Linked DNA regions of Homo sapiens: region 2 is linked to region 1. A link is a contact called in ENCODE Hi-C data. All regions are on one chromosome and are shown on one strand. Each heading gives the region's core, a stretch centred on a gene start or an enhancer-like site at or near the end of the contact. The rest is flanking DNA. Distances are from core to core; before and after follow the strand shown. Region 1 holds the start of MRPL16 (mitochondrial ribosomal protein L16). Region 2 holds the start of OR5A1 (olfactory receptor family 5 subfamily A member 1).

What was found. A loop is a pair of places that touch in the nucleus more often than their neighbours do. Pooled maps may share reads with other maps.
Region 2: a map of HCT116 shows a loop between it and region 1 (2.5-fold over the local background). The contact joins the promoter of OR5A1 here to the promoter of MRPL16 in region 1. A Hi-C loop is called at or near these places in 1 of 168 maps with a recorded cell type or tissue (HCT116) and 5 of 50 pooled maps.

What each region holds. Positions count from the first base shown.
Region 1 is chr11:59,807,372-59,814,726 of GRCh38, reverse strand. MRPL16 (mitochondrial ribosomal protein L16) reads left to right here and starts at 3,949. Exons shown (of 4, transcript NM_017840.4): 1 at 3,949-4,123; 2 at 4,807-4,872; 3 at 6,878-7,026. The coding sequence starts at 4,069. RefSeq lists an enhancer at 3,736-3,955.
Region 2 is chr11:59,434,272-59,441,374 of GRCh38, reverse strand. It overlaps OR5A1 (olfactory receptor family 5 subfamily A member 1), which reads right to left and starts at 4,906. Exons shown (of 2, transcript NM_001004728.2): 1 at 4,540-4,906.

The DNA.
Region 1 (7,355 bases), core at 2,700-5,199:
ATACATATCTGATTGTCTCCTTTGGAGAGGCTAGTCAGAAACTCAAAAGAATGCAACCATTTGTCTCTTATCTACCTATGACCTGGAAGTCCCCTCCCCATTTTGAGTTGTACAGCCTTTCCAGACCAAACCAATGTTTATCTTACATATGTTGACTGATGTCTCATCTCCCACTAAAGTGTATAAAATCAAACTGTGCTCTAACCACCTTGGGCACATGTCATCGGGACCTCCTGAGGCTGTGTCATGGGCACACATCCTCAACCTTGTTTAAAAAAACTTTCTAAATTAACTGAGACCTGTCTTAGATTTTCAGGGTTCACAGTTTCTTCTAGTAGTTTTGTTACAGGAAAGTGTCTCAATCCAGATCTCAAGAGAGGGTTTTTGGATCTTGTGCAAGAAAGAATTTGGGGGTGAGTCCACAGAGCAAAGTGAAAGTAAGTTTATTAAGAATGTAAATAAAAAAGAAAGAATAGCTACTCCATAGACAGAGCACTCCCAAAAGCAAGAGGAGAAACACATCTGCCTTTGGTATAATACTCGTTTATATACAAGATAACAAAGCAAAAAAAATCAGGGGAGGATGTGTTCTACTACAAGTGCTTGTGACAAAGGATTGTTAATCTTTGTGTAACTACTGTCTTTTGCAAGCATCTATATTATTAAATTGAAAGTGAAACTTATTCTTTTTTTTTTTTTTTTTTTTTTTTTTGTGAGACGGAGTTTCGCTCTTGTCACCCAGGCTGGAGTACAATGGCACGATCTCAGCTCACTGCAACATCCACCTCCTAATTCAAGTGATTCTCCTGCCTCAGCCTCCTGAGTAGCTAGGATTACAGGTACCCACCATCACGCCCAGCTAATTTTTGTATTTTTTAATAGAGACAGGGTTTCACCATGTTGGCCAGGCTGGTCTCGAACTCCCGTCCTCAGGTGATCCACCGTCCTCGGCCTCCCAAAGTGCTGGGATTACAGGCGTGAGCCACCACATCCATCTGTGAAACTTATCCTTACACTAAGAATGCTTTTGTTATTAAGATATTGGGACATCAAGACATTTCCTGGGTCTGTTAAGTCCTGAGCCTGTTCAGTAAACATCATTTTGTTTTTTTGAGGTGGGGTCTTGCTTTGTTGCCCAGGCTGTAGTGCAGTTGTGCTATCACAGCTCACTGCAACCTCTGCCTCCCTGGCTGAAACTATCCTCCCACCTCAGCCTCCCAAGTAGCTGGGACTATGGGCATGCACCACCAAGCCTGGCCCTGGTAAACATTATTAACTGTTCCCTTAACCATAAATATCCTGTGACTAGGAATGCCTAATCTCCTGGCAATGCAGCCTAGTAGACCTCAGCCTCATTTTACCCAGCCTTTATTCCAGATGGAGTCACTCTGGTTCAAATGCCTCTGACAGTTTTACACTTTCAGGTCTTATATTTAAATCTTTAACCTATTTTAAGTTGTATGTGGTATGAGACAAGGGTCCAATTTCAATCTGCAAGTGAATACCCGGTTTTCCCAACGTCATTTGTTGAAGAGACTATCATTCCCCCATTATGTTTTCTTGGCACCTTTGCCAAAAATCAATGGACTGCGCCAGGCGTCGTGGCTCATGCCCGTAGTCCCAGCACTGTGGGAGGCCAAGGTGGGTGGATCACCTGAGGAGTTTGAGACTAGCCTGGCCAACATGGCAAAACCCCTTCTCTACTAAAAATAGAAAAAATTAGCCAGGCGTGGTGGCACACCCCTGTACTAGAGAGGCTGAGGCGGAAGAATCTAGTAACACCCAGTTACTAGAGAGGCTGAGGCGGAAGAATCGCTTGAACCCAGCAGGCGGAAGTGGCAGTGAGCCGAGATCGCACCACTGTACTCCAGCCTGGGCGACAGAGTGAGACTATGTCTCAAGAAAAAAAAAAACAAATCAATGAAGTATAAATGTGTGTGTTTATTTCTGGGCTCTCTATCCTATTCATTTGGTCAGTGTGTCTATTTCTCTGCCATACCGTGCTGTTTCGATTACAATCAACTTATGTTTTGAAGTCAGGGAGTGTGATGCCTCCAGCTTTGTTCTTTTTGTTCCAGATTGTCTGGGCTATTCAGGGTCTTTTGTGGTTCCAAATGAATTTAAGGGTTGTTTTTCCTATTTCTGTGAAAAATGGCATTGGAATTTTGATAGGGATTGCACTGGATCCGTAGATTGCACTTTTTGGCTCTTTTGAAATAAACAATAAGGTAGAAGTTTTGGGGTACCAAAAGACTTAGAGACCAATCAAACCGTGATTTTAGTGCCACTTCATTTTTCACTCAAAACAATATTGCACAATATTCAACTTGAGGACTAAGCTCTGATTTTTTATCTTGCCCAAATTCCTACCTAAGGGAATCATGCCCTACAAACCATAAATTCTCATCATATAGGTTTTATTTTACCCTATATATTGTGACTTACTTTTCAACATGACTCTGGCATAACATTATGAGACAAAGAAAAAAATATTTAACCCCAAAATATATTTCTTTGCCATATCTTGAAATTGCCCTGCAAAGTCTCTTGCGGGAAAAATCCATTTCTATAGGTATTCTCTTTCCCCTTTGTTTTCCTTCCTTCCTTCCCAGATCCAGGAGACAATCAACTAAGAGCCAGGCATATTTTTTTTTCTCTGTCTTGCCCAGTCTGGAGTCTGGAGTGCAGTGGCGTGATCTCGGCTCACTGCAACCTCCGCCTCCTAGGTTCAAGTGATTCTCCTGCCTCAGCTTCCCGAGTAGCTGGGATTACAGGCACCCGCCACCACGTCCAGCTAATTTTTTGTATTTTTAGTGGAGACGGGGTTTCACCATGTTGGTCAGGCTGGTCTTGAACTCCTGACCTCAGGTAATCTGCCCGCTTTGGCCTCCCAAAGTGCTGGGATTACAGGCGTGAACCACTGCGCCCGGCCTCCAGGCACCCTTTAAGTCAGATAAAAAAACAATTTACAACAGTCTTTCTCTAAAGTCTGCTATCTAAGAGCTTCCTCTGCATAATAAAACTTGGTCTCTACAATCATTTATGTTTAACCTGAACATTCCTTTCTATCCATCCCAGGTCTTTGGACAAACTCAACCAATTGTCAACCAGAAAATGTTTACATTTACCTATAGCCTAGAAGCCCACCTTGACTTGTCCCGCCTTTCTGAACCAAACCAATGTATTTCTTAAATGCATTTGATTGATGTCTCATGCCCCTCTAATATGTATAAAGCCAAGCTGCACTTCTACCACCTTGGGCACATGTTCTCAGGACCCCCTGAGGGCTGTGTCACAGGCCATGGTTGCTCATATTTGGCTCAGAATAAATCTCTTCCAATATCTTACAGAATTTCACTCTTTTCATCAACAATATTGTTCATTCACTGAGATCTCTGGAATCACAGACTGTGCTCAAATTCTGATGGTACTGTTTTCCTGTTGTATGACCCAGAACAAGTTAAATTATTTCACCCTCAGGATGGAATCTGCAAAATAAGTATAATGACTTATCTCACAGATTCGTTGGCAGGACTAACGAATGAGGTACTCAATGACACATTGCAATTGCCCTATACATGTTAAACCATTGCTAAATCTGGTATTCTCCTAATGTCTTTGAGGGGTCCCCTAGAAAATCATCTCAAAGGCTGTGAATCGTAAGGGACCACCTTGCTAAGCAACCGGCAGGCACTAACAGTTGTACTCCGCAGAAAAATAAATAAATAAAACAAAAGACTCCCCGCCCCGCCGCCCTCTTCTTCTGGGGAAAGACTGGAGATTGGAAGGAGAACCCTAGAGAGCCAACAGGGCCCCTGGGCGTGGCTGGGCGGACGGCGCCTTTGACCGCAGGAACTCAACCTCCCCCGGAACTCAACCCCCGTCGCTCGAGTTTCTTTCGCTTCCGTCGGGACTCTGCGGAGTGGACCCGAGTGAACACAACTTCCGGCCCCACTGAGCGGTGTCCTGAGCCGATTACAGCTAGGTAGTGGAGCGCCGCTGCTTACCTGGGTGCAGGAGACAGCCGGAGTCGCTGGGGGAGCTCCGCGCCGCCGGACGCCCGTGACCATGTGGAGGCTGCTGGCTCGCGCTAGTGCGCCGCTCCTGCGGGTGCCCTTGTCAGGTCAGAAGTCCCTTTTGGTTCCTAAAGACTTTACCCCTCTTCCTCCCCCACCCTCCAGTGCTTTTTCTCCCTAACCCAAAAGGCGGCTCTGCATATGCTTGGTGAAGCACTGGTTAGGAACTACGCTATCGCACCGCCGACCTCCACCGTAGGGGTTCGTGCAAGAGGGTCACAGCTGCGTCTGGGAGTCGGCGCCCAGAGATCCCGGCTGGCCTTTTGCGGAGCCTGAGCCTTTGAGTCCATTTAGTGGAATCCGCATCCCACACCTCAAGACTCCTCCGGCGGAAGTACTTTTGGGCGGGCGCGGTGGCTCACGCCTTTAATAGCAGCACTTTGGGAGGCCGAGGCGGGCGAATCACTTGAGGTCAGTAGTTTGAAACCAGCCTGGCCAACATGGTGAAACCCTGTCTCTACTGAAAATACAAAAAAAATTAGCTGGGCGTGGTGGTGGGCGACTGTAATCCCAGCTAGTCCGGAGGCTGAGGCAGGAGAATCTCTTGAACCCGGGAGGCGGAGGTTGCAGTGAGCCGAGATCGCGCCACTGCACTGGATCCTGGGCGACAGAGTAAGACTCCGTCTCAAAAAAATAAAATAAATAAAAATAAGAAGTAGTACCTTTGGCCCAGGTTGTATCGGGGTCCCGGCCTGTTACCTTCGTCGTTTAACTTGATTTGTCTTTGTAGATTCCTGGGCACTCCTCCCCGCCAGTGCTGGCGTAAAGACACTGCTCCCAGTACCAAGTTTTGAAGGTGAGAGCTTGTCTTTCTCCTGTTCGTAAATCTTTTCTCTGATGGAAACCAGGAGCGGGTGGGAGATGACATAGGAATGTTCTCGTGTTTCCCATCCCCGTTCACTCTTTCAATAAATATGTTTTTAGAGCTTACAGTTTTGCCAACTAATATTCTGAGCACTAGAAATAAATCAAAGACAAAGGAAACCAAAAAAGTTCCTTGCTCTTACGGAGCAGCGTCTAATGAGATAGCTCCCCTAAAACCTCCCACTGGTGTGTGTCCCATGGTCCACTCAGCCAGTAGTCATTGGCCTGAAATCTGGATTTTTGAGCGGGCATGGTGGCTCACGCCTGTAATCACAGCACTTTAGGAGGCGGAGGCGGGTGGATCACTTGAGGCCAGGAGTTGGAGACCAGCCTGCCAACCTGGTGAAACCCCATCTCTACTAAAAATACAAAAAATTAGCTGGGCGTGGTAGTTTACACCTGTAATCCCAGCTACTCAGGAGGCCACTGCACTCCAGCCTGGGCAACAGAGTGAGACTCTGTCTCAAAAGAAAAAAAAAACCTGAACTTTTGATGTTCTTTCCAAATAAGTTTACATATATGCAGTCATCTAACGATATGTGAAAAAGCTTTAATTTGTTAAATTTAAGCCACAATATCGTAAAACTAGTTTACTTTTTAAAAAAGAAATATACTGGAACCCTCAAAAAAAATGAATAGGGTCTGTACATCTGAGGGTCTTCTGTACAGAATTGTTAAACCACGTTTTGAAAGTACATTTTGACTTGTAGGTGAAAGAAAGCATTACTAAGATTCTCTGTAGCTACATATAGAAGTTGAGGGGCAGCTTCTGAAACTCTGATAGTAATAATTTGGTATTTCCTCAAACTCTTCTATTTTGTATTTGTCTCCATTATAAAGCCATACTTGGTTCATTTAAGAAATTTTTAAAAATGATTTGTATGTTAACTTTTTTCCCCAAATCGTCAAGTAAGGATGATAAAGAAGATGTCACATGTCTGGCCTGAAGTTTTGCCCACCCACCAAAACCTGGCACACTGACCTGTGCAGGTCTCAGCATGAAAAGTCCCTGCATATATGAGAGAAAGAGCATTGATCAAAGGATTCCTAGGTTGTAAGTTTCTCAACAAGAATGTGGCAGAGCTGGAGAACTTAGATATTTTTATGTACAATATAGTATTCTTCCACTACCCCCATTAACATCCAGAGAGGCAGGGAAATATATGTATATATTTTTGTGACATGGTATGTAGCTTTGCTGTTGAACTGGATGGCATAGACCAGATTATAAAGTGTTTTTAGCCCTCGGGTTCCTCTTCTATAAAATGGAGATTAAAAATACTACCTGCCTAATATCCTGTTTGTTGATCTGGGTAATAGTGGTGTGTGTTCATGTGTTCACTTTCTGGTAATTCACTGAGCTGTATATTTTTAATTTGGCCCTTTGATATAGCTGTGTTAAACTTTGACAAGTTTAAAATTTTTAAAAAGAGAGCCCTGAAAGAATACCAAGGCTATAAAGTTATTTTAAAGATTAAGTGAACTAGTGGTTTCCAAACAATCCCTGTTACAGTGTTAAGCACAGAGTTGGTGATTAATAAGTGCATTTGGATTCAGAGGATAAAACTTTGCTATCTTTAAAGTTTTAGAAACATTTGCATTAGCCACTGTCACAGCCAGAAGATTCCAGTGTCACTAAAAGCATCTGCAAAAATGTAATATACCTTTACAGTTACTGTTCAGTGGTAACTTTAAGACTTTCAGGCTGGATATGGTGGCTCGCACTTGTAATCCCAACACTTTGGGAGGTAAAGGCAGGAAAATCACTTGAGGCCAGGAGTTTGAAACCAACCTGGGCAACATAGTGAGACCCTGTCTCTACCAAAAAATGAAGAAGAAAGAAATTAAGACTTTCACCTGTTATAAATCTTTCTAGGAAAATAGATCTTTTGAGATGTATAGTTTTACTTTATCCTGGTTGTCTGTGCTTCTTTTAGATGTTTCCATTCCTGAAAAACCCAAGCTTAGATTTATTGAAAGGGCACCACTTGTGCCAAAAGTAAGAAGAGAACCTAAAAATTTAAGTGACATACGGGGACCTTCCACTGAAGCTACGGAGTTTACAGAAGGCAATTTTGCAATCTTGGTGAGTGAATTCAGCATCGAGCAGCAATGGGATGGAAGCTAGGGAATAACAAAATCTCATACTCCTTGAGATAATTTAGTCTCTTCCTCCACAGTTTTTATTAGAACTGCCACCAGTTGCTCTTTAAACTGGTATGTACAGAGGCTACTGGGTACCCAGTAAACATTTGGGTTATATATCTTTTTTTTTTTTAATGTAGAGTGAAAATAACGTAAAAGCAGAAGGAAGGGGCTAGCTAATGTGCCCCATAATCAGATCATGAGATCTTTTCAAGCCCTGGTAAAAATAAAACCATCCACAATATAGGATGTGGAAGACAGCTGTTTCCT
Region 2 (7,103 bases), core at 3,657-6,156, 370 kb after region 1:
AATCATGTTCCTGATTAATAAAAAAAAGGAAACTGAACATTATTATCTATCTCCTGAAATAATAACTCTTAATATTTTGGTGTATACTTTTTATGTACAAGTATATGTTTATGTGCATAGGTGTTTGTATCATAGTACACAAACCTTTGTAACTTGTATATATTATAGAAGTCATTGCAAGTCAATAACTTCACAATTTGGGAAGTAATACTCTATTTGCGCCAAATTTTTCTGCTCAATTTAGGAGAGCCACTTTATTTCGACATCCTCAATTTTCACAAATCAATCCACATCTACTCATTGCCAGTTAAGGTCTCATTGACATTCTTAATATTTTTTTCCTGGAACTTGCACAGACAGATGCCCTTGAAATTGGGGCCCATTTCTCCCCTGTCAATAGTTCCTTCTACTTATTTTTTATTGCTAAACCCCTCACATTTGGATAATGGGAGAATGTGAAGCTCCTTTTAGCTATCATCATGCTGTCATTTGTGCAGAGTTTTAGATATTCATCACATTAGTCACGCTATTGTCGGTATGACTTTAAGCTTCATCCTATATTCTAAGGTTTTGCTCCTGTTTGTGAAAGGTTTGTGAACTTTCTAGAGTCAAGAGAGGATTCTTTATCCTTCAAAGAAATAAAAGAGGAACGTGCAACAAACTTTGGCATAATCGAGAGCAGATGTAGAGTCACATGGAGAAACTGGGAGCTAAAACAAGAAGAGCTCTGCGGGAGGCCTCACACATTCCATAGAGGTACAGCCATTTGGCAAGGTAGAAACCTGAGGTCTGTGTTATGATTCAGGGTCATCTGGGGGCACCCATTCAGGTTAGAAGAAAGGGGAGTGGGAGAAGGTAGTGGTTTGATCCTGGGTAGGCTTTAGAAAAAGACTGGTTCTAATTCTGACTCTGCCACTTGCCAGCTGTGGGATGTTGGGCAACTCATTTAGCCTTTCTGAATTTCAATTTCCTCATTTGTAAAATGGGAATAACAGTGACTACTAGCCAGGTGTGGTGGTTTATGCCCACAATCCTAGCACTTTGGGAAGCAGAGGCTGGAGGATTGCTTGAGGCCAGGAGCTCGAGACCAACCTGAGAAACATGGTGAGACCTCATCTCTACAAATAAAAATAAAAATGAAAAAATTGGTAGGGTATGGTGGCATACAGCTGTGGTCCCAGCTACCAGGAGGCTGAGGTGGGAGGATTGCTTGAGCCCACAAGGTTGAGGCTGCAGTTAGTTGTGATCATGCCACTACACTCCAGCCTAGGTGACAAAGGGAGACCTTGTCTCAAAACAACAATAAAACAAACAGTAACTACTTAACAGAGCTTGAAAATTGCTTAAGATAATGTATAAAGGGATCATGGTGGGTCTTGAGATAGAATGTTTGCTTAATAAACTGGGAATGTGATTGTTATCAGCAGCAACTATTCCTTAAAATATTATTGATAGGACCGACCATTAATTTTGAAACCCTTCCTCCTTATGTAATAGGTTGAAGTATGCTTATGTTAGAGAAATAAGAAGTTCACTAATGGACCATGCAGATTTGTAAGAAGTGTTTACGAGTGAGGTTGAGGAACTTAATGATTGGAGTCTGATGGGTTAATTGAAAGTCTGTTTTGAATATTGTCATCAGGAGGGAGAAATTTTGTATTTAAGGATGAGATTTCCCAGTCCCAGAAACAGAAAGTGGAGCTGGACAAATTGAAACAAAAGGAAAAGCATATGTAGAGTTTTTTTCCCACATATGGATGCCCTGCAGCTTATTTTAGAACATTAGAGAGAAGGTATCTTAAGGATTGTATGGAGTGCTTTATGGCATGGAACTCTGTCATGAAGAGGTGCTTCTTCCCTTGAGAGGGAAAGGAAGTTTTATTCACTCTTGCAGCAAACTTGGGGAGCCTGGACTCCCTACAATTCTATGATATAATCAACACCAGGTATAATCAACACCAGGTCTATTTTACAGAGCTGAAGAGGAAGAGTCTGAGAGGCTCAGTGACCTCATTAGACTCATAGATGCAGTTCCAGCATCTTTGTGAACTACACTATCCTTGACTGACACGGGAAGATAATAATACAGTAAAACCAAGCACCTAGCACAGACCTTTGCACATAGAAGATACTGGATAATTGATGGGGACTCGTAGAGTTGATTTATGATTCTGTTCATTTTCCATCAAATATATCTGGAAGAAGTGTTAAACTTTGTAACAAAATTTGCCTCATTTGAGCTTCACAGACACAGTTTGTGATGGAGGAAAACATGGAATGATAAGGACCTCAGCCAAATTGTGGAGTTGGAGGTGTTCTGTGATTTCCCCGCCAATCCTGATCTGGTGTCCTTCACTTCATAATGCCATTTTCCTCTCATCCCTGCCAGTGCCTGGTGCCCTCAAGATACTGCTCTTCCAGGTCTTTCTTTTATCTGAATGTACAAATGATTGATGAAATGAGGAGTTCCTCTCAATGTAAGGTGACAATGCTAAAGGGGTCAAGACTTTAATTCAAGAATTAAGATTCAGATGGTATCATTCATAGCATTAGTGAGAAAAGAGAAGGAGAGTTTTGGAGTTTAGAGGCCTCTGCAGTGTTTGGAAAATCTGCTGTGTAAAGTGTGTCTGGATTACAGGCCTTCTAAATTACTTTTTGGATTGCTTACTAATAATTGAGGCTGTGTGTAAGGGCATAGAAGTTCCTTCAGAAATGTCATTCCCTTTTAATCATCTTGGTAGTTGCAAGGGCTCAAATGTACTTCAGGAAGCTCATCACGGGAGCAGTAGAGAAGAACCAATATTGGGCTGTGATTTCAGAATCAGGCTCTTAAATGCCTCACTCAGATTATCACGGTGAGCAAATTTCCCTCCTTAGAGTAACCTTGGTTTTTGAAAAGATTGGTTTCATATTTGTTCTACCTTAGCATCTAATAGTATGCTGGGTTTACTGTTCACAAAATTTGTAATGAACAATTAATGCATTTATAAAGCTAATAATTCATCATGATTTTCTGAAGACTTAAAAAAAATGCTACTGAACATTTAATAGTCAACTGATTACCAGTTGAAGAGAACATGTGTCTCTTTTAGCTCTCTTTTAGTAATATGTCCCATTTAAGACAATATAGAATAGTGTATTAGGCCGTTTTTCAGGACTACCTGAGGCTGGATAATTTATAAAGAAAAGAGGTTTAATTGGCTCACAGTTCGGCAGACAGTACAAGAAGTGTGGCGCTGGCATCTGCTTCTGGTGAGGGCTGCAGGAAGCTATAATCACGGCGGAAGGTGAAGGGGGAGTAGACATCTCATATGGTGAGAGCAGATGCAAGAGAGAGAGAGCAACAGAAAGGGGCCAGGCTCTTTAAACAACCAGCTGTTGCCTGAATTCACTAATCACCAAGGGGATAGCACTACCCCATTCATGAAGGATCCGCCCCATGGGCCAATCACCTCCTACCAGGCCCCGCCTCCAACAATGGGGATTACATTTCAACATGAGATTTGGAGGGAAGAAACACTCAAACTATATCAAACAGGGTCCAGCTTATCGTATACAACAATTAATAAAACACTGCACTGGGAAAATTATTCAACTGATAAATCAAGAGCATAGAATTATCTGAGACAGACAACAAACTTGTATGTAAATCCTAAATTTCTGCATGTTATCTGGAATTTCAATTTTGAATTGGAGAAAGCTCAAATATGAAAAGAATAATGTACATTTAAAAAACTTTGGCAAAAAAATCTGTAAATTCAAAGTTTCCATATTCTACTTAAGTACTTAAATGACAGCAGAGAATGCTTGAAAACAAAATAGTATACAGCAGACTTCTTGAAAAGTATAGTACCGAAAATAAATGAGCTATCAAGCCATGAAAAGACATGGAGGAAACTTACGTGCATATTACTAAGTGAAATAAATTAACCTGAAAGGCTACGTAGGGTATGATTCCACCTATAAGACATATTGGAAAAAGCAAAACTATGGAGACAGTAAAAAGATCAGTAGTTGCTAGGGGTCAGGGAGAGGGAAGGGTGAACAGGGAGAGCACAGAGGGTTTTTAGGACAGTGAAGCTACTATGGATGATCCTATAACAGTGGATACATGTCATCATACATTTGCCCAAACCCACGGAATACACAACACTAAGAATGAACCCAAATGTTAACTATGGATTTTGGGTGATAATAATTTGCCAATGTAGGTTCATTGATTGTAACAATGTACCACTGTGGTGGGGGAGATTGATCATGGAGGAGGCTATGCATGTGTAGGAGTAAAAGGATAAATAGGAAATCTCTGGTCAATATTGCCGTGACTCTACAATTGCTCTAAAAAATAAGGTCTATTTTTTAAAAAGTACAAAAAAAGATTTGGCTGAATTTGAGGAAAGACAAATAGCATTGAGAGGTGCAGGGAGAAAAACTAAAAGTCAAAGAACTTATTGGTTACCTATATGGGCTTGTGGATATAGGGAATTCTATCATGTGAGATTAATATGGGCATGAAGACAAAGAGCAAACTGCACTTACCCTGTTGCTCCTGCTCTGTCTGCCCTTTAGCTGATACCTGTTTTGAGTTGTTCTGCTTTGGAAGGAGTTTAATTGGGTTTCAGTGGCTGCTTCCAATTACCAAAGTGCTAATGAGTTTGGAGAGAGCTTGCGGCTGGTTTTTTCATCAAGGATCAAAATATCCTCTTGGTGCATAGAAGGTGTGCTTTGGGGCAGAGTAAAGGAAGAAAAAGATATATAAAGAAAGGATGGAGGTTGTAATCTTTAAGAAGCTCTTCTGGCATCAGCTAATATCTGCATTTAGGGTCATTTTGAGAAAATGTTCAAAGCTGGGGTTGGGGGTAAATTGGGGAGAGGTTTTTTTCTTCTGTCCTTGGAGATGTTTCATTATATTTGCTCCTGAGGGTCTTTTTGAAAGGGAGGAATGTATCACCCGAACTTCACAGCTTTATGATTAATTGCTCTCTGGGGTTGTCTAGAACGCAAACTCTAAAAGCTCCAAAACTGATGCTTATTAAACTCCATCCCAGTGGCTAGGGCCTCCAATCCCCCAAGGCCAATCAAGATATTTTCTGGTAGTACCTGACGAAAAAACTCAGGATAGCAGTGGAACATAAGGATAGGTTAAACACCACTCCACAAAATAAAGCAAAATTGCCTATCTATAAATACATATTTATTGACTCTATTCCATTACTTAGTAGAACCTATTTGGCCAGAAGTATGCTAAAAGGATGGGACCTTAACCTTCCTGAGCTCCTCTTATGTGCTAAGCACTATACTATGTGCCTTATGTGTGTTAACTCACTAAGTTCTCCCCAATTCCCCGTGCAGAGGAGGAAACCGAAATTCAGAGAAGCTAAATAAATTGATCGAAATTTTATGCTAGTAAGGGATTGATCTGATATTTGAACTCTGTGTAATACCAAACACTGCATATAAATATATGACACATGCACTTATTTTGAAACTCACATAAATGTGTTGATATGGTCAATCATACCCCTCAATTCATAAATCCATTTTCTTTCCACAGAAACCTACTATCTTCCTCCAGGAAAGAGACATTAGAAATAGGGCATTTTTTTCTTAAAACATTTTAAAAAACTTATTCTGCTATGGAATATAAAGGTGTAATATAAAGATGTAGAACTTTTATTCTATGGAGAGCTACATACAAATAAAAAGTAATATGGGGCCACACATTTAACAAAATCAAGCCATTAGTACATGTGCTTTCAGGTGGAGGGGAAAAAGTAAAATATTTGATTCTCTTGTTTCTTAAGCTGAGAACATGGAACTTCGGTCTTTTCAAAGTAGCTACAATAAACAGTGGATGACTGATCTCAATTCCATGACTACTTAAAGGAGAGAAAGCTATCCAACCAGGCAGAGAAAAAAATGGTTGGAGAGTAGAATTCAAAGGAAAAACATGGATAAGGGAGAAATTATTCGTTCGTGCATTCCTTAAGTATGTATGTATTTATTTATTGAGAGTTAGGTCTCTTTGTTTATTTATTTATTTAAATTGACAAATGCCAAATTGTATATATTTATGTTATATAACATAATGTTTTGATATATGTATACATAGAAGAATTATTAAATCAAGCAAATTAACATATCCATCAGCTCACCTACTTATGATTTTTCTGATGACAACATTTTAAAATCTACTTTTTCAGTGATTTTCAAGTATACTACACACATTATCATTAATTATAGTCACCATGCTGTACAACAAATCTCCAAAATTTATTTCTCCTGTCTAACTGAAACTTTGTACCTTTTAAGTGACATCTCCCTGCTCCCCCTACCCCTGCCCCTGAGAGCCACCATTCTACTCTCTGCTTCTATGAGTTCAGTTTTTTTTAGATTTCACATAATTGAGGGCATACAGTATTTGTCTTTCTGTGCCAGGTTTATTTCACTTGCCATAATGCCCTCCAGGTTTATTCATGTTGTAGCAAAGGACAAGATTTTCTTTTCTTTGAAGGCAGAATAGTGTATATATACTATATATTCTTTAGCCATTCATCCATTAATGGACATTTAGCTTGATTTCATATTATGGCTATGCTCAATAGTGCTGCAATAAACATGAGAGTGCAGTTATCTCTTTGACATATTGATTTCATTATTTTTGGATATATACCCAGTAGTGGGATTGCTGGGTCATATAGCAGTTCTAAGTTTAGTTTTTTGAGGCATATCTATACTGTTTTCCAGAATGGCTACACTTACTATATGCTACTTGTTTTTTATTTTTATTTTTTGCCATTCTAATAGATACAAGTGGGGTTTAGTTTTGATTTTAATTTCTATTTTGTTAATGAATAGTGGTGTTGAGTATCATATGTCCATCCATGTATCTATTTTGCTGAATTATATGTTCACATATATTTTGCCCATTTAAAAAATTTCTGAAATGTAAAACTTAGTTTTGAAAGTTCTTTATATATGCTACATACAATTCCTTTATCAAATATATAATTTGAAAATATTTTTTCCAATCTGTAACTTGTCTTTTCATTCCACTAATATTTTTTGAGAGCAGAATCCTCAATTTTTGCAATGTCTCATTT